Regions from separate parts of the Homo sapiens genome. Here all the other regions are linked to region 4. A link is an interaction called in ENCODE POLR2A ChIA-PET data of the cell type or tissue named here. Cell type or tissue: CD4-positive, alpha-beta T cell. All regions are shown on one strand.

The links. Peaks named below come from ENCODE experiments on the same cell type or tissue, not always from the same donor. Only the 100,000 strongest peaks of a DNase experiment are listed, where the experiment ranks them.
Region 1: POLR2A ChIA-PET joins it to region 4 with 10 read pairs; 4 of 35 experiments call an interaction of 5 or more read pairs at or near these places.
Region 2: POLR2A ChIA-PET joins it to region 4 with 23 read pairs; 7 of 35 experiments call an interaction of 5 or more read pairs at or near these places.
Region 3: POLR2A ChIA-PET joins it to region 4 with 10 read pairs; 7 of 35 experiments call an interaction of 5 or more read pairs at or near these places.
Region 5: POLR2A ChIA-PET joins it to region 4 with 14 read pairs; 8 of 35 experiments call an interaction of 5 or more read pairs at or near these places.

What each region holds. Positions count from the first base shown.
Region 1 is chrX:13,486,078-13,490,077 of GRCh38, reverse strand. No RefSeq gene overlaps it. Among named protein-coding and RNA genes, the nearest start is that of EGFL6, 82 kb to the left of the region's middle. RefSeq lists an enhancer at 3,123-3,222. In CD4-positive, alpha-beta T cell, a CTCF peak has its summit at 1,755 (motif pointing right); a DNase peak (open chromatin) is centred at 1,717.
Region 2 is chrX:12,948,218-12,952,217 of GRCh38, reverse strand. No RefSeq gene overlaps it. Among named protein-coding and RNA genes, the nearest start is that of TLR8-AS1, 6.9 kb to the right of the region's middle. RefSeq lists enhancers at 854-1,083, 1,014-1,308, 1,714-2,008 and cis regulatory regions at 937-1,366, 1,636-2,048. In CD4-positive, alpha-beta T cell, CTCF peaks have their summits at 1,010 and 1,215 (motif pointing left); DNase peaks (open chromatin) are centred at 437, 1,167 and 1,897; H3K4me3 peaks cover 2,304 bases; H3K27ac peaks cover 3,895 bases.
Region 3 is chrX:12,955,396-12,959,395 of GRCh38, reverse strand. No RefSeq gene overlaps it. Among named protein-coding and RNA genes, the nearest start is that of TLR8-AS1, 14 kb to the right of the region's middle. RefSeq lists cis regulatory regions at 2,132-2,598, 2,767-3,630 and enhancers at 2,473-2,702, 3,393-3,472. In CD4-positive, alpha-beta T cell, no CTCF peak of the experiment used is centred here; DNase peaks (open chromatin) are centred at 2,335 and 3,015; H3K4me3 peaks cover 2,740 bases; H3K27ac peaks cover 3,494 bases.
Region 4 is chrX:13,049,549-13,053,548 of GRCh38, reverse strand. The region is part of intron 2 of LOC105373133 (a long non-coding RNA gene); the gene reads right to left. Among named protein-coding and RNA genes, the nearest start is that of FAM9C, 6.9 kb to the right of the region's middle. In CD4-positive, alpha-beta T cell, no CTCF peak of the experiment used is centred here; DNase peaks (open chromatin) are centred at 1,518 and 1,858; H3K27ac peaks cover 3,586 bases.
Region 5 is chrX:12,998,063-13,002,062 of GRCh38, reverse strand. No RefSeq gene overlaps it. Among named protein-coding and RNA genes, the nearest start is that of TMSB4X, 25 kb to the right of the region's middle. In CD4-positive, alpha-beta T cell, no CTCF peak of the experiment used is centred here; DNase peaks (open chromatin) are centred at 1,342, 1,692 and 2,412; H3K4me3 peaks cover 1,661 bases; H3K27ac peaks cover 3,863 bases.

The sequences.
Region 1 (4,000 bases), 440 kb before region 4:
CTCAAGAGAAAAGAGAATGAAATTAGCACTGATGAAAGATGGAGAAAACTTTGATGCAATTTAGCCTCTTGATTCCTGTCCTCTCTGAGATCTAGCTGCACTTCTGACCTTAATGTTGATTAACATAGGCAGATAAATCCTCCCTTGGTCAAGTTGGGTTCCGTTACTTAAATCCAAAAGGGTTCAAGTGATAGATGTTTGAAACCAGATTTTTTTTTTCAGCAAAGTGTTTAATTAATGCAGAGCTAGCGAAGCAGAAGGATTGGAGTTATTATTTAAATCAGCCTCCCCAAGAATTCAGATGGTAGCGTTTTTATGAATAATTTGGTGGGCAGAGGGCTGGGGAATGGGTGCTGCTGATTAGTTAATGATAAAATCATAGGGGTGTGGAAAATAGTCCTTGTGAGCTAAGCCTGCCTCTGGGTGGGGGCCAAAGGACTGGTTGAGTCATGAGTCCCGAGTTCGGGTGGAGTCAGCCGGTTGCTAGAATGCAAAATGAAATCAGAAATGTTTAGAAACATCTAAGTAGGTAGGTAATCCAACTATGACCCTTTGATAATGGGATGAATTCAGCTATAAAGAGGCTATATAACAAAATGCCTTATAAAGTACAAGGTATGACTTTTGTAGAAGATGATAAAAACACTTTTGAAAGTAAAAACTAGGGAGAGAACAAATACTGAAGCATTAATATCGATGTTGTTTGCGGCCTTTCATTTCCAGTCATTTCCATTTGCAAAGTATTAATTATAACCGTGATTAAGTTTGCCTTGTAGATTGCATTTGGATGAACTCTAAGGCAGATGTGCAGATTCATTATTTTATATCTCAGTTAATTTACATGTCCCTAGGAAAGCACATTAAATCATACAACTCATCTTTCATCAGAGTTGAACACTTGTATTTATTTGTTTTAAATTCGTATCTTCATGCAAAGCCATTGCCTTCCATCTCCCTAAGTGAGAACTGTATTTTATTTTTCTTTCCCAAAGAAACAAACTCAGGAATCTAATAATGAACCCAAATTGGTTTACTGGGAAAGGACAGGGAAACAAATGGAGATGCTGTCCAAGTATGCTGCCACCCAAGGAGAACCCTGCTCCCAAGAAGTCGTTTTATTTCTAAGCAAATTGTCCTGAATATATAAAGCTCACAGGCCCTCTTCCAAACCACAATTTTCTCTCAGCAGGACATCTGAAATGGAATTGTGATTGCTGCCTGTGCTATCCCTCAAGTCTCTCTCATCCGACACAGAACCCAGCCTAGTTAAGACGGTCAAAATCCCAAGTTTGGCTTCCCTATTTAATGTGTAAAATGTTTCCTTTTTTGTTTTTTGTTTGTTTGTTTGGAGATGGAGTCTCGCTCTGTCGCCCAGGCTGGAGTACAGTGGCACAATCTTGGCTAACTGCAACCTCTGCCTCCCGGGTTCAAGCGATTCTCCTTCCTCAGCCTCCCAAGTAGCTGGGATTACAGGTGCCCACAACCATGCCCAGCTAATTTTTGTATTTTTAGTAGAGATGGGGTTTCACCATATTGGCCAGGCTGGTCTTGAACTCCCGACCTTGTGATTTGCCCGCCTCAGCCTCCCTAAGTGCTGGGATTACAGGCCTGAGCCACCGTGCCTGGCAAAAATGTTTAAGTCTGATTTACATGGAGCTGGAACGTTTCCTTTGAAATTAAAAACCAAAAATCACAGATGACAGCAGAGGGCACCCTTCCCTCTCATATGCAGTTGACACTCTCACCACCTGGGGAAAAAGATTTTGTTTTTCTGGGTTTCTTGGGGTTGACAATGGACACACACTCCAGTTTGAGATGACACACCCGTTACTGGTTGATCCTGTCTCTCCCCATTCCATTTTCCTTTCCTCTCTGAGCTGACTGACCTTATCTTTGGGGAACCACAGAATAAAAGGAGTGGTTGCCGGCAGAATCCCTGAGGAATGTATTTTTTTCTGTACAGCTTGCAATGCTCCAGAAAGGACTAGAAGTCTTGCTTCTTTGTGGAGGCCTAAATGCGTAGTTGAGATTTGTGTTGGGTCCAGTCCCCCAATTATATTCCCCTAAGGGAAAGCAGACAGGAAGCTATAAAATTCAGAACATTCATGCCCTTAGCCTCCATTTCTCATTGTGCAATCTCCTTGTTTGGGACCCACACTGTTCCTGCTGTCAGCAGTAATGAATGCACACAGCACATGTTGGGGTCAGAATGAAGGATACTTGAGAAACATCAGTTTAGAGAATCGTGGGTGAATGTTAGCCCACATAATCTCCCCCAACAGAAGAGCTGTTTCAGCAGCAGCTGGGAAATGCAGTCAGCATCATGGCTAGAAGGAAAATGAGTGAAATTATTACAGAAAAATGGCAGATTCTAAATATTTTCCTACGAGTCCTTTAAGAAGCAATGCATATGAAAACATTTACTTCTTGGGTCAATATTTTATATTTAATCTAGATAAAATGCCTACTTCCTTTATCTGACTCTCCATTGTTTTTCACGATTGTGGTTTTGATCTGGACTTTTCATCCTGCCCCCAATAGCCCTACAAAGAGGGCTCAAGATTGCCAAATAAGGCAATAGGTTCCTGCCCATCACCACATGTGGTCATGGCTGGGCTATGTGTGGAGGCAGCCAAGGAAACAGGAAAACTACAACCTTTTTTGGAAAGTCTCCTGTCTTTCTGCCTGGAGAAACGTGAGAATTGCTTCAGTGACTCATTCCCTCAAGGTTGTGGGGAGGATGAATTTTGGCTTAAATGCCTTTTAATTTGCAGGTTTAATGGTGAAAGTTACCAATCAGAGCAGGGTATGTATTCATCATCATTCATTTAAAACCTTTTCTTTAATTTGGAGAGCCACCACGTAAGAAATGTTTTGAAGGTGAAACCCCGTCTCTACTAAAAATACAAAAAATTAGCCGAGCGTGGTGGCAGGTGCCTGCAGTCCCAGCTACTCAGGAGGCTGGGGCAGGAGAATGGCGTGAACCCAGGAGGCGGAGCTTACAGTGAGCCGAGATCGCACCATTGCACTCCAGCCTGGGTGACAGAACGAGACTCCGTCTCAAAAAAAAAAAAATGCTTTGTGGTCAGCATTCTCTCTCCTTGGACTGCCTGGTATTCTCTTTCTTATAGTGACATTGTCTGCTAACAGAAGACAAATGTGCCAGGATGATGGTGATGTCCTAAGTGAGAATCATCTACTCAATCTCTTACTTCAAAATGTTTTCCTAAAAACTCTTGCCCCAAACCCCTTCAGATGTTAGATGGCAGTTGACAATAGAATGGGGGATTGGTAGGAATTATGGGGCAGCACAGACGATCTATCTAGGATGCATGCATGTAGTTGTAGACTTTATCAGATATGTGTGGACTGAAGAGCTATATAAAGGAAAAGCCCATAGTATGGGTGGTTTTTGAAAATCATAGCTAAGATGAATTCTGGGCTCTGAATGGATTCACACACACACTAGGCTTGCCCCAGACTTCAACTCTTTTTAAAACCATAGTTTAAACTTTGCTACCAAGGACCAAGCACTTGGTGGTGTAAAGTAGTGATCAGGGCACCACCTCTTTTTCTCCGCCTGTCCTTCTGAAGCATTCCCCTGCCTCTGACTAGATTACCGTCTGTTTAAAGACAAGACCAGATTTATGTTTTTTGGATTTCCATTCAGTGTCCACCACTTACATATTATAGGTGCCCAATTAACATGTGTTGAACAAATACAGTTGGAAGAGCCACCCCTGCTCTTTGCTGCGGACAAGGGAAAATACATCTCTATGCTTTTTCCTTTCCATTTCAGAAACTAGAAGGGGGTGGTAACCCTGCCTTAGAATTTTTTCTGGTCCAAGGTAAAGAATAGTGTCTGATTCTGATCTTGTGCCAAGCCTTTGTATACTTCATTTCTAAAAGTAGAAATTAAAGGTAAATGGCCCTGCTGTTTGAAGTGGTGCTATTATAGGCTTTGCTTCTTGTGTACTACGATGCCCCTAGCAATATTCTT
Region 2 (4,000 bases), 100 kb after region 4:
GCTGAGATCACACCACTGCACTCCAGCCTGGGCAACAGAGCAAGACTCCGTCTCAAAAAAAATTTATAATAATAATAAATTAAAAGGCAGATTAATTGGAGAAAAAGCATACAAATTTATTGTGCACATGGAGGAGAACCATAGAGTGATTACCAATCCCCGCAGTGGGGTACAGAAGCCTTGAGGTTACAGAAAGACTGGAGGCTTGGATCTTGGCAAAGAGATTATGGCATGGGGAGAAGAGGAGGCCTGGCTGGCAAAGGCGTTCTTGTTACATAGGAGAAATCTCAGAGGTAGCCGCTCTCAGACAGAATAGATAGTAAATGTTTCTTTCAGACCTTTAAAGGTATCAGACTCTCAGTTTTTCCTAGATATGGACAAGAGAGAGCCTCAGAGAAAGCCTGGCTGTATCAACGTAGTTTTTCTCTGCAGATGCAAATCTTCGCCACATGAGACAGTTTTGTAGGGCTGCTTCTGTTTGCGGGCCCTGTGAACAGCCATCTCAAAATATGTCAAAGAAATATATTTTGGGGTAAAATATGTTGATTCCTTCACTGGGCTTGAGGTGCCCCACTCCCAAGTTTGAGAGAAGAATCTGGGAGAGGTTTGGGAGATTTTTTTCTTTCTGGTTTTAATTGCACTCTGTTTCCTCCAGAGTTTACAGTTATTATTATTACTGTGTGATCTAATTATGTGCAAGCAACATAATCACAGAACTGATTATGCCTCTGAAAATTGGAAGGGAATATTTTGGGGGAAAAACCCAAATTGAGAAATGACTGAGTTTATAGCCAGTAACAGCTGTTGTTTTTAGGAAGTTAAATCGATTTCTTTTGCTCAAAGAGTTTCTACTTCCTGAAGAGATGTACCCTGTTTTCTATGGGTGCAAAGGCAGTCTGTGTACATCATGATACTCCATACGGGCCTGATGGCGCTCAAACAGAAGGCCAGGCCAGCAGGCATCAGAAGCTTTTCCTTTCCCCCAGTTTCCTGTTTCCAGATCGTATTCCAAAGCTATAATTTCTACTTACCTTGAAGACCTTCAGTTTTCCCTGTTTCCTTCCTCTACTCCCTGAGCCTCTCACTATGAGATCCCTAGAGTGTGGTTGTAACGGCCTCCTCTAGCGGGTGCCCAGGCCCCAGTCTGCTCTGCTCCACACTTCCCCCTAGGGGCAGTTCTCTGCCTGCGTCCATGCTACCCCCTGCTTCTAAACCTTCCAGCGATCCTCAACACCAGTCGCCTATAAAGTACAAGGGCCTTGCACTTTATAGTTGGCCTTCAGGGAGGGCACAGTTTGCAGCCAGTACTGCCTACCAGCACACTTCTGTTTCCTTCAGCTCACCAAAGCTTTAGCCATGAGAGTTTATCATTCCTTCCTCATCTTCCTGTCCACGCCTGTATTTCCAGATCATTCACACTGTGCCCTCTGCCAGGAATGCCTTAGTCTCATTTCCAACCTCACGGCCACCTTAGGAGACAGCTCTTGTGGCATAGATGTTAAGATGGAAGGTTCTGGAGTCAGGCTGCAGGATTTGTATACTAATTCTGCCCAGGGTGTGCAGCCTGTGCAGTCACATAAGAGCCACACTAAGGAGGGCTCCGGGCTTGGTTTTTTGCTCTGCTACCACCATCTTGAAATTCTTAATCATTTTTGAACCAGGGCACTGGACTTGCAAACTATGTAGCCAATTCTGCTTCTGACACTGACAAACTGTCTAACTATAAAATCAGGATGACAGTGAAGGCTTAGAACAGGGTCAGGCACTTTGGAAGCGGTCAGTGAATGGGAGCTATCATTATCCCCATCTTACACACCAGGAAAGAGGCTCAGTGAGTTGCTCCACACCCCACAGCTGTCACGTGACAGAAACGGTGACGTGGCTTACTTTCACTTCCCACGCCGATGTGAACTTTCCTACGTAGCCCTGACTCTTTGTAGCACGTGGTCATGTCTGCTCTCAGTGTATTATGTGGCAGTATTTAAAGGCTGCTCATACTGCCTTTGTTCCTTTAGAAGTAAGCAAAGCACAGAGTTAGTATTTCTCACACTTGAAAAATGAGAACAGTAAATCAGTGACTGCCTTAAACATCCAAATCCAATTATGACCTTTGCTGAGACAAAGATGCTGGCATCAGAGTCTGGAGTCTGGGGCTCTGTGAACCCACACACCATGCCTGTCCCTCTTCAGTCTGGAGCCAGAATCCTCCCTTTCCCACAAAAGACAAAAGATGCTAACAGATGCACGCTGGTTTCCGGAGGAAAAGGCCACTTCTGTGAGCCAGTGGGAAGACGGGAAGTCTTTCCTGCAGGAAGGGGGTAGGTAGCTCAGGATACTAGCAGGAGATGCTTTTAATTGTTCTGCAACAGTGACAGCTCAGCATCGTGATTCCTGGTGGTGCTGGGGTGCAGTACTATTGTTAATGTCAGCTCCCATTCATTCATTCCTCTATTTTCACACTCACACATTCTGAATGCAGTTATTATGCTGTGGTCTTGGGGAAGGAGCTGTGCTAGTGGAAAGTGATGCAAAGTGAAAAGAATATTCTTGCCACTTGGGGATTAGGGAGAAAACCAGCAAGTATGCAAAGATTCACAACCATCTGGTGAGTGCCTAAAGCCAGATATTATCAGAACTCGGGTAAAACCAGAGGCCTAGAAAAGGCAGGAAAAACATGGCTCCCTCAAGAGGTGAAATTTGAGCTGAGATTTGAGGGATAAGGAGATCTGATTGCCAGTCCCGTTGAATTCATTTCCTATCCCTGTAGTAGCAAAGGACCACAGATCCAGCAGCTTAAACAACACAAATTGATCATCTTAAAGTTCTGGAGGTCAGAAGTCTCACTGGGCCAAAATCAACGTACCTGGTAGGCTACATCTTTTCATGGAGGTTCTGGGGGAGAAGCTGCTTCCCTGCCTTTCCAGCTTCTAGAGGCCTTCTAGATTCCTTGCTTCCTCCATCTTCAAAGCTGGCAATGTCACATCTCTCTGACCAGTCCTGCATAGTCACATTTCCCCCTGACTCTCCTCTTGAGCTGCCCTCCTTCACTTTTAAGGGCCCTTGTCACTACACTAGGCCCACCCGGATAATCTAGGATGATCTCCCTACTTGGAGGTCACCTGACTAGCAATATTAAATCCGTCTGCAGTCAAAATTCCCTTTTGCCATGTAACCAAATATTCATAGGTTCCAGGGATTAGGATGCAGACATGTTTTGGGGCTGCTACTCTGCCTGCTATGCTCATTTTGTAGATTACTTGCTGTGTGCCCCTGAGCAATTTTGTCCAGTCTCTCTGAGCCTGAGGCTTCTTGTCTGTAAAAAGTAGAAATAAGACCCGCCCTGCCCATCTCACCTGAGAATGTAATGAGATAGTGTTTGTAAAAATGCTTTAATAATGGCAAAGGTCTCTGTCAGCATAGATGTTCCTATGAGGGGGAAGGGCAGGGGATAACATCCTGAGTGTCTGCTGCATTCTAGGTAGGTACTAGGAGATGGTTTATCCCAGATGGCGCATACCTCTTCCCAATTCCACATTCAGAGCTGTCACACTGGTGTCTTGAGATCTGCCATGGTGACAGTATTTACACCATGGAAATACTCCAAATCAGGGCTGCCCCCACCACCTTGAGAACCAGTTGTTAAACATTTACCAGCACATGACAGGTCTATTCCATTTATTTAAGAAAAACCACCTGAAGGGGCTTTTATTCCTTTATAGTATAGATAGGCAAGTCAAGCTCACAGCCAGTGATAAACCCACCTAAGATCTCACAGCTGGTAAGAGTGACTGAGTGTTGAGGCTGGCTTGTCATACTCCAAAGTTGATTTTTCCACTGTACCCTCAAAACCATTCTTCACTCCTCCAGTTCTGCCTACCCTTGACAGGTTTGATTACTCTAACTAACCAAGAGAATTGTGGGACTTAATAGCAGGTTCAAAACTGTAACTGTCATGCCTAAGTTGGTGGATGGCCACGTTTTGGCTGTGGAAGTGCAGTTT
Region 3 (4,000 bases), 94 kb after region 4:
TCGAGTGCTTGCCAGAGCCAGGCACTGCCTTAAGCGCCTCTTCATTCTCCCAGTGACATTGTGGGGTAGGTAGAGTGAACACCCCATTTTACAGAGAAAGAAACTGGAGCTCCGAGAAGTACCATGGCCAAGGTTGCTCAGCTAGTAAGACCAACCATTGAATGTGACAGTTTTAAGTTTTATTTTTCAGCATTTTATTTACATTTTCTACCCTCAAGCAGGGGCAGCAGTGAGGAGAAGGTGAGATCTCAGATGCTGTAGAGACGGTTAAATTGGCCATTGACTAGGTCAAAAAAGTATATATATATCCCTGTGTATGTGTGTGTGTGTGTGTGTGTGTGTGTGTGTGTATATATATATATATATATACACACACTGTATATATATATATATATATACACACACACACACACACACATACGCTATATACATATATGGTATAAGACTATATATATACACACATCTGTATACATATACAGTATAAGACTGTGTGTATGTGCATATATGTATGTGTATATATATATATATATATACACACACACACAGTCATGTACTGTGTGATGACATTTCAGTGATCCCATAAAATAATACTGTATTTTTTACTGTACCTTTTCTAATTTTAGATACACAAATACTTAGCATTGTGTTACAGTTGCCTACAGTATTTAGTGCAGTGACATGCTGTACAGGTTTGCAAGCTAGGAACAATGGGCTGTACCATATAACCTAGGTATGTAGTAGGCTGTACCATCTAGGTTTGTGTAAGTACACTCTGTGATCTTCGCACAATGAGGAAATCGCCTAGAACGTATCCCCATTGTTAAGCGATGCATGACTATATGTAAATATGTATATATATATATATATATATATATATGTTTTTTTGTTTGTTTGGATGAGAAACACACTAACATTTGTAGTGATAAACATTTTTTGTTGCTTTGTTGCACCTTCTCAGTAAATCCCATGAATTTAGTCTAAGGATGCTCATTTTACAGATGGATAAACCGAGGCTCCAGAGATCACAGTTGGCAAGTGGCTGAGCTGGGACGGTATCCAGCTCTATCTGGTTCCAAAGTCTGGTCTCTAAGGCCCTCCTCACTGAGCTAAGAACAACATGAGAAGATGCCCGTGTATGGTAGGCTTTCAAATGCAAATCAAACAATGAGGACCTCTCTGCTCATTTCAGACTGACAAAAATGAAAAGGTTGAGTAGTGGCTCCAGTTGGCCAGAATGCAGGGAAAGAAAAGTGAAAGCTCTTATATGCTGTTGTTGGAAGGGTCAATTCGTAGGGACTTTTCAGAGGCACCGGTGGCTGTCACAATTAAAACAGCATTTCCAGTTGAACCCAGCATTTCCAGTTTAAGTCCAGTGACAGGACTCTCATTCTATAGCCATACTAACACACTTACATATACATATACATACACATGCACAAACATCTAGATCTTTCCCCCATAGCATTGTAGATAAGAGTAAAAGCTACAATCAACCTAAGTGTATATTAATTGGGAGATTAATTAAATACATGATAGAGTACCCAAACAATGGAAAACTATGCAGCTGTTAAAAAAAGATTGAGGCAGATTTATTCATGATATGCTGTGGAAGGATGTCCAAAGAATACTCTTTTTTTTTTTCCCCCGAGACAGAGTCTCGCTCTGTCACCCAGGCTGGAGTGCAGTGGCGCGATCTTGGCTCACTGCAACCTCTGCCTCCTGGGTTCAAACAATTCTCCTGCCTCAGCCTCCCGAGTAGCTGGGATTAGAGGCACCCACCACCACACCAGCTACTTTTTGTATTTTTAGTAGAAATGGGGTTTCACCATGTTGGCCAGGCTGGTCTCCAACTCCTGACTTCGTGATCCACCCACCTCGGCCTCCCAAAGTGCTAGGATTACAGGTGTGAGCCACCGCGCCCAGCCAGAATACTCTTAAGTGGAAAATAAAGAGCCTCATAAATAGTGTCTGATCCCTTCTGTGCAATAAAAAAGTGAGGTGTAGAGAGACCATTTCCGGAAGGGAATTTTAAGAGCTTACCTCTGGGGAAAGGAAATAGAGAAACCTCTACCATTTACATTTTTACCAGAAGCATGCATTACTTTTATATTTTAAATATTTAAAACATTATTGATGTTTTACTTTCATATTTTATACATTTAACATTTTTTCTGTGTATTTTCTTGCTCAAGAAACTTGTCACAGAATCAACAACACGCAGTTGAGTATGCCTGTGAAAGAAACAGAATGTGACCCTGGGCTTAGGGTTTCTTTAGTAAGAAAACACCTTTGAAAGGAAGTGAAACACACCACCAAGCACCAAGACAGAGGGAGGGGGACTTCCTGCTTATCTGCAAGGGAAGGAACCCGTGTTCTTAAAGGGGCAGGAGGAAAGTTATTTTCAAGTCAACTGCTGTCATAACCCTAGATCAAACTAACTGCAGACCAGTCTGCAGTAGGCCCCGTTCTAGACTGCAAGTGTAGTCAGCCAGCCCACCATAGGCCCAGTTGAGAACTATCCTCACTTACAGTGGCTGTGCTTTGGATGTTTTCCTTGTAGAATGTGACCATAGCATTACATTTTGGTGAAGTGAATCATATTTTCAGTGAGGTAGGGAAGTTGCTCGTAGGATCATATAGTGATATGTATATGTGCCTGAATATTCATGTATGGTGTTTCTCTAAGTAGAAGCACGTGTGGCCAAATTGAACCACTATAAAGGTGTACATTTGTACAGGTACTTGGTTTCTTAATTTTGCCATTATTTTGCATCTGCTAGCTCACCCTTGCCTCCCAACAGCCCTGTGAGGGCATGAGAGGGCAGCTGGCATCCCATCCATAAGTGAAGACATGAGACACACAGTAAGGGACTTCCCCAGGGTCTCTGAGCCCCTAGCAAGACCAGAAGGGGTCCCCAAGCCTAGCAGGTCGGCTTCTGGCCTGGTGCCCCGGCAGGGGAGGAGCTGTGGTTTCCTGTGGTTTCATCATCCGTCTGTCTGACCGTTTATGTGGAAGTAACTTTCCACTAGCTTCTCCTAGGCCTCCCTCAAGAGTGAAGTGCCAATGGGGCCCTGAAAGGGGGCTCTTCGAGGGAGAATCCACGTGGGTAGTGGTTGGGGGACGCCTGGGAAAACAGATGAGGCTGGCGAGGGCAGGGGTGACATCCTACCTCCGCTCTCAGCCTCTCATCTGTGCCCACACTTGCCTGCCTTGTGTGGCTTTATAGCATGGGAGGCGTCTGCCAACTGCCCGATTCCTACTAGTTATTGGATAATCACTTCCACAGAAGCAGAGCAGAAAAGCCTCACGCCGCCACAGGCCCGCTCTACTTCCACCGAGGTGACTGCCATTAGCGGCATGGCTTCTGCTGCTCCTGGTGCAGGAGGATTGGATGGGCTTGGCCCTGGCTTGTGGTTCCCTGAGAGGGCCACGCAGGGCCCAGGGAGATAACAGGGGACATCTGTGTTCTCTCCCGCTTCCTGCCGTCACACCCTGAGGGAGGGTGGCCAGATTTAGCCAATAAAAATGGAAGACGCCCTCAAATTTAAATGGGAATTTCAGGTAAATAACAAATAGCTTTTTAGTATGAATATGTCCCATGCAATATTTGAGACCATAGAAATTATTTTATTTCTGTGAAATTCCAATTTAACTGGGCATCCTGTATTTCATCTGACAAGACTACCCTGAGGGGGAAAACTTAGGCCCTCTCACAGGCACATTGCTACTTTGGCTGTCTCTGTTTTTTTTTTATTTTTTATTTTTTATTTTTGAGACGGAGTCTCGCTCTGTTGCCCAGGCTGGAGTACAGTGGCATGATCTCGGCTCGCTGCAGCTACTGCCTCCCGGGTTCAAGTGATTCTCGTGCCTCAGCCTCCCAAGTAGCTGGGATTACAGGTGCGTGCCACCACGCCCAGCTAATTTTTGTATTTTTAGTAGAGACGGGGTTTCACCATTTGGCATGGTTGATTTTGAACTCCTGACCTCAAGTGATCAGCC
Region 4 (4,000 bases):
ATACAATACAATAAAATAAAATCTCATTAGGGACCTGTTAATGACTACCTATATCACTAAACTGTTGAGGGATATTTAGCAAGACATGAGGGGTGTGATCACCATAATGACTGCAGGTGCTCCATTTCAGCTCAAGGACTTTCAGGTGATATCACCAGGTTTCAGAGTGAGCTGGCCCTCTCATTGTAGTACTGGGGTTACACACCTTTTACCTTAAGTTACAACAACTAGAGAGCTCTGTCTTCCCCTTGAGGCCACCTGTGTGACCTCACACCCCAGATCTGTTCTCAGAGGTGTACAGCTCTTGATAGTCAACCTAGACAGGAATGATCAGGCCTAAGAAAATGCTTCTCTTACAGGAGATTCAGGAGTGACAGATTATAGAAATGCCATTACCGTAAATAACGCATCTTGGCTCGAAGGCAAGTAGCACTTCAAATTCTCTATGGATGCCTCTTGAATTTAAAAATCAGACAATGTGGTCACCATATCCAAATGTTTTTTAAAGAAAACCTTTAAGGTACTCCAGGCCTAAAGCCCTCACATTCTGAGGAGCCCCTTCAGAGACTCCTGCCTTCTTCAAGGGTCTAATTTTCAATTGTTGTGACTGAAGGCCAAAACCATTCATGTCTAGAATGGCTGCATGGGTCTTGACCCAAAGTTCAGATCAGTGAACCAATTTCATAGTTTCTATAGCAGTCGAATTCACACAAAGTGATCTTGGGAGCCCCTCTAGTCAGCGAGTTTTCTAACCGTTCCATAGATGCACCCGCCCCCGCCCCACCCCCGACATTCTGCTCTGAAAGATGTAATCACAATCTACTGTGACCCTCTGAGTTGGCTTTGCAAGCTCATCCCAGAAAAAAGCTATCCCTCTTGGACATTACTTGGAAGAATTTTCAACCATGCCAGTGCCAAAGTTGTGAGCAGGTGGCACTGACATGCTGAGTATTCTGGGAGTCGGCTTTGGCCTTGAAGGAAGATTACAGGGGCCACATGGGTCCTATGCCACAATTTAAAACGGAGTGTGGGGGATGTGTCAGGATGAACAGGGAAGAATAGGGTGGGGAAAGTCAATTATAGCACCAGTAAAAGGGACCTTTTTATGTTCAAATGAGGTTAATGGGAGGAATTTTGATGCCAAGATATTTTTAAATATTCATTGAAAAATCAGTACGAATCTCTTTTTTTCCCCAAAAACTATTGTTCCACCAACTTTGTGGGTAGCCAATTACAATCTTAAAAAATGCCCAAGTATTGCAAATCTTTTCTGGTTTCTCTATAATTAGTTGCTAGGATCAACAAAGAAGAACTTAGGAAGCTTAATTTAATTTTCAGCAGGAATCTTAATAGAATAACAACAACAAAAAAAATAACAGGGGTGGGGAGCAGAGACAACACAATAGAAAGAGTGCTTTGACCCCTCAGCATCAAACAATAAAGCAAACAAAGGCGCTTGGAGCTGGTCTGGCCCTGGCAGACAGCCATTTTTGTCTTTGAAGCTCTCAGTGATCTTGTTGAAATACATCTTCAAAAACAGGAAATTGTGTGATTTTGATTTTCTGGCAACCTCGCCCTTTCTTGTGAACTGCCAACCAGACCATGAGCTGTTAACTTTGATTTACACTAAAATAGGATGGAGGCAGAAACAAAAGTATTTCCTTCTCACTTAAATCTCAAGATTTTCAGAAGCAGTTATAAAGCTAAGTCATTTCTGCTCATTAATGTGCCCAACAAACATTGCTGAAATGAGGCCTGTATAAAGGATGGAAGTGCATTTAGCTTTAGTTTTGCTTTGCAGCTAGAATGGGGAGGAAAATTCACCTTGATGAGAATAGAAAGTGGTGACACTTTGCATGAAAGTTGTATACATAGCTCTTAAAATTCAGTGGGTGATGACGCATACACTAGGTAATTAATAATTCCGGTAGACACTTCTGCTTTGTCAGAACAAGAAAGCAAATGAACATAGAAATGTAATGGAATGTCTGTTTCTCCATCTTTATATCAAGGGAGTTGACCTAGAACAGTGGTTGACAAACTTTCTCGAAAGGGCCTGATAGTAAATATTTTTTACTTTGCTGGGCAGGCAGTTTCTGTTACAACTACTCAACTCTGCTACTGTAGTGTAAAAGCAGCCATAGACAAAAGAGAGAAAAAATAGGCATAGCTGTGTTTCAATAAAACTTTATTTACAAGCATAGGCAGCTATGTAGATTTGGCCCAGGGGTTGTAGTTTGTTGACCCCTGGTCTAGATGATTACACTTCATACTCTCTGTGAAAGCATAATTTTGAGAGACAGAAGAGAAGAAAAAACACCAGCTTGTTCTTTCTCTCTCTGTGACCACCAATTCCTTTTCCTCAACTTATATTCTAAAATGTCCTGGCCCTGGAGGGAGGAACCCTCTCTCTCCCTCTCTGCCTTTCCATCTTTTTTGTTTTGTTTTGTTTTTGAGACGGAGTTTTGTTCTTGTTGCCCAGACCGGAGTGCAATGGCACAATCTTGGCTCACTGCAACCTCCACCTCCTGGGTTCAAGCGATTCTCTTGCCCCAGCCTCCTGAGTAGCTGGGATTACAGGCACGTCCCACCATGCCTGGCTAATTTTGTATTTTTAGTAGAGACGGGGTTTCTCCGTGTTAGTCAGGCTGGTCTGGAACTCCCAATCTCAGGTGATCTGCCCGCCTTGGCCTCCCAAAGTGCTGGGATTACAGGGATGAGCCACTGCGCCCAGCCCCCGCCTTCATATCTTTTATCCACTGCAATCTGGTTTCTCCCTACATCACACTTCAGAAACTACCAGGCAAAGACCTTGGGTACCCTCGTGATGGTCAAATCTTATGGTGGCCATCCAAGCCTCAACCTTCTTCATCCCTCTGAGGTCTTTGAATTTACTGAACTCTCCACAACTCTAAAATCTCTGTCCTCTTCTGTCTCTGGACTCAACTCTCCAGCTTGTCCTCCTGTCTCTTCAGTCTGTAGTGCTGGCTCCTTTTCCTTTATCTCTGCCAGGTTCAGCTTTAGCCCTTTCCAGTCCCAATCTCCGTGAGAGCCATTGACCATCTCCTCTCTCATGGTATTTACTTGACATTGCTAGCCTAACTGCACCTTCATCTGCCCATGTCCCTGAGCTGAGAGTCTTGGAGGCATCTTTAACCCCTCATTTTTGACCTGCAAACTGCTATGTTCCCACGTCACCAATTCCCTCACCCCTCCCCCACACCTTGAGTCAGTCCCTTGTCATCAATTGGTTGTAAAATGTCATCAGTTACCAGTCTCCCTCCACTGAAGGACCCAGATAGTCACTTAGATGATGAAACAAAGTTTTCTTAAAAAATTGAAATCGGAAGCTAATTAATAGTCAGGCGTGGTGGCTCATGCCTGTAATCCCAACAATTTGGGAGGCTGAGGCAGGGAGATCACTTGAGGTCAGGAGTTTGAGACCAGCCTGGCCAACATGGTGAAACCCTGTTTCTAATAAAAATACAAAAATTAGCCGGATGCGGTGGCACATGCCTGTAATCCCAACTACTCGGGAGGGTGAGGCATGAGAATTGCTTCAACCTGGGAGGCAGAGGTTGCAGTGAGCTAAGATCGCACCACTGCATTACAGCCTGGGCGACAGAATGACATTCTGCCTCAAAAAAAAAAAAAAAAAAAAAAAAAGGAAACTAATTAATAAAAAAGCTATTTGAAAAGAGTAGGGCAGTGGAATGTAGAGAGGTGACATCCAGGGCCACTGCATGACATTAATAAGCTATAGATGCATTTTCCTTCGTGAAGCCTTTCCTCCACTAAAAAAATAATAATTATATATATAAAATAATACATTAAAAAATTATATTTTGTGACTCTGTTAGTATAAAGATAATATAATCCATACTGAATTATATTAATATTTTCCCTTGTTATTTTTAAGAGAAATTGAAGTAATTTTGTGGTCCCTCAACTCTGTGCCTAAAGGAGAAGTCAGTCCTGTAGATATTGGTCAGATGCTGAT
Region 5 (4,000 bases), 51 kb after region 4:
GTTTAAAATATTTTTCTTTCTTCAATAATAAATTAACCTTAGCTTACTGTAACGTTTTTACTTTATACACCTTCGAATTTTTTTAGCTTTTTGACTCTTTTGTAATAACAGCTTAAAATATACATTGTACAGCTGTACAGAAATGTTTTCTTTCTTTATATCCTTATTCTGTAAACTTTTTTCTATTTTCAAACTTTTTATTTTATTTTTGTGTGTGTTTTTACACAAACACAGACATTAGCCTAGGCCTACACAGGCTCAGGATTGTCAATCTCACTGTCTTCCACCTCCACAGCTTGTCCCACTGGAAGGTCCTCAGGGGAAGTAACAGGCATGGAGCTGTCATCTCCTATGATAACAATGCCTTCTTCTGGATACCTCCTGAAGGACCTGCGTGAGGCTGTTTTACACTTAACTTTATATCTATATGTAGGAGTACACTCTAAAATAATGATAATGGTGGGGTGCAGTGGCTCATACCTGTAATCCCAGCGCTTTGGGAGGCTGAGGTGAGAGGGTCACTTGAAGCCAGGGGTTCCAGATCAGTCTGAGCAACGTAGTGAGACCTGTTCTCTACAAAAAATGTAAAAATTAGCCGAGCATGGTGGTGCACACGTATAGTCCCAGCTACTTGGGAGGCTGAGGTAGGAGGATCACTTGAGCCTGGGAGGTCCAGGCTGCAGTGAGCCATGATTGTGCCACTGCACTGCAGCCTGGATGACAGACTACTGACTCAGGATCTTGTAAAATTCAAATCTAACATTATCCTAAGTAGAAGATGCATCCCTTCAGGATAAGTCAGGTGAAGACTCATTCCACAAATACTAACGCTACCATTTCTGGTTGTCTGAGCTACAAAGGTAAATAAAATGCAGCTTCGATCTCTCTCAGAGCTCACACCTGGCTTAAATTTAAACATCTTTAAGGTAGGGAAGTAAAGGAAAAGCGGAAAAAAAAGCCCTTCAAAATCAGGGAAAGGAAAGCCAAAAGCACTTTATGTTTTCTCATTCTAGATGAGATTTTTAAAAATCATTCTATTTTATTTTTCTTTTTAAAAGAATCGCATGCGGGAATTAGTACAGGGACAACTCTAATATCAAGTTTGTGTATTTAACCTCACATTCTATAAAAGAGCTGGAACAAATGCACTTAAATCAGTGATATTTGAGCTGATGGCTTGAAATTTATTATCAGTCTTTCTGGAAATGATTTTCTTACTCTTTAGGGTTCTCGATTTTTATTTGCATGTTTCTGTTCAGCTTGTAACTACTACAAAGATCAGGAAGAGGAAACAGGACTGCACGGCCCAGTCCTCTTCATGTTTGAGAAATGGCTGAGTCGGCTCCTGGGACGGGCACATGCTTCTAGAATATTGTGGGCTTGTTAAGCCAGTCCCAAAGCAACAATGGCACTGCAGTTTCCAATGCCAAATTCAATGTCGTTTTTGGGTTTTACTTCATAGCCAAACCAAAGAACAGACACTCAAACAGATACATTTCTTGCCTGTTATTTTCCACCCTTTCTTAGCCAGTCCTTAGAAGGATATACAGGCAGGCATTTCTGCTCGTCTGGAAAAAATCAGTGGTGCAGAATATGACAAAAGGTTTCACTTCCTTTTTAGCCTTTATTGAGCAGAAAAGAGCAATTTGAAAATGCTGTCGCTGGGGAGTAAAAAGTCACTTCCTGGCCGCTTTTGTCAAGAGGGCCCCTGCCGCTTGGCACATCTTCAAATAGAATCAAGAGGCACACTTGATTATATCCTTCATGAAAACATTTAAATAATGTGAGGGTTCTGATTTAACATCCTTTCCCCCACATCCCAGGAACTCTCATAGCCAAAATGATGATGCAGCCTTACTTAAAATGTACCTCTCTAAGGTATTCAGAGCTGTTTTAAGGATTCCCCCATAGGCAAGCTACTTAAATGGCTCTAACAACTCAGAAATATAAGACTAAAATTGCACCAGAACCCGCATAGAGTGTCTTAGCAATAATACCACACGTGGCACAAATAATATATATTAGGTTGGCTGTTGCTTAAAAAAAAAAACAATGCCACAAATGTTTAGAAGGAAAATAAAAGGCACTCATGAAATAGTGGTAATCAAATATGAGAAGGTGATATCAGAAGACATTTGTTCTCAGATCTTCTTAATGTAATTCACAATATCCACTGGCAATATGAGCCCCCAGTGGCACCCACTACTCTCCTTTTGATAAATGCAATGGTCTCTTGGCTTTTAAAAAGATAAATCTTGGGTATAACGCTGAGCGTCAGATAGTAATAAAGGTATTTTATACTGTTTTGCCACTGATGACCAAAAAGAAAGTGAGATGAATCGAATTGGGAAAGATACAGCTGTTGAACGTTGAATGAGCAAAGCACCCGGCAGGAAGTGTGTAGGTGAAACCAAACACTCGGTTCAGAGGTGAAATCTGCATCTGACTGGCGGGTTGCAGTTTTCCTTACTAAGAGCAGTTGGGCTGGTTGTTTTTTCCTCCAAAAGACACAGAAATGATCAGAGTAGGTCAGAGAGCTGACTTACTCCTTTTAGAAGCCTTTGGTTTGGCTGTTGGTAAACTGGAAATTGAGTTAACGAAATCTATTGAATTACCAACGAATTCTATCTCACTCTTGTTCTCTTCGAGAATTGGGTAACTCATTGAATATTTTTGACCCACTTTTCCAGAAGCTGAGTGATGTGGATGGATGTCAATATGGCTTTGAATGATGCTTCTTCCAAGCTTTATAGTCTCTGGGATAGGATTGCAAATAAAGCCAGAGGGCTCCTGTGTTTCGTTTGTGTGACATTCACAGTATCCTACACACAATAGATGCTTCATAAATGAGTGTTGAATGAATTAAGTTGGTTCATGATGCACCTATCCCACCCTCTCCATGTAAATACCTATAAATAAACAAATAAATAAAAATAAGGATAGATAACAAGCCCATGTAAAGCCCAGAAAGTCTGTATCTATATATTTCCATAATGTCAAACACTTGGATGTTTGGAAACTTCTGGATGGTTGCCTCTACGATTCTATTTTCTATTATTATTTAATGATAAAAATAGATTATATACAGGGATCCTCAGGCAAGGCAAGACATGATCTACCTACCCCATAGTCTCTTGGTTCCTACTGCCCTCTAAAAAAATTTCTATGAGAAATTGAGCCACATCTGGATATGTCACTTAGGATAGTTTGCCAATACTTGACAATGAGACTCAGAATGTTGCTGTATATTGATGCAGTTCTCTCTCTCTCACCCTCTCTCCCCCCTCTTTATCTTGCCTTTTCCATAAAGCTTTAGAATAACTAGCTCTTTTATTCACTCTGATAGAAATAGAAGAGAGCCCAAAGCCCCAGCCTTTTCAGGAATTCCAGGGCAACTGAGTTACTGCAGCTACTGTACAGCCCCTGCTCCCAGGAATTTTCCTTTCCCAGTGTCCCCAAACACCACCCACAGCCACACACCAGTCCCTCTGAAGAGAGTTTCTCAGCAATCAGGCCCTCTGCCCATCACCAGGCAAGAAGCCATTCTGGGGAATAAGATGACAATAACCGAGAGGACAAAAGCCTGCTCTGTGTGCATTTCTGTCTGCCCCATTGTTGTGAGCACGAGGCAACTTGGGGTTGTGCATTCTCTGCGTATCAGGAAATCTGTAATCAGGGGAAATTGTTTCTTTTTACTTCCAAGGACATGAGCAAATTTAGAGCAGTGTTTTGGGGAGGGATTTCTTGTTTGGGGGGTTTGTGTTTGTTTTTTCCTCCTCCCTTTCATAGAAGAAGAGCTTAGTGCAGGCTTTTAACTTGAAACTAGGAGGTGGATCAGAACTACTTTTCAGTACAGAAACTGCAGGTCCTGGATTTGTTATTCATATTTGTCCATTTGCTACACAGCACTTTATCAAGATCTTTGGCAAGTGTACTTCCACGTTGACTTTATTGGTTTCATATTAACAGACTTTATCTTAGAGTGGGGAAGAAGGGAGGG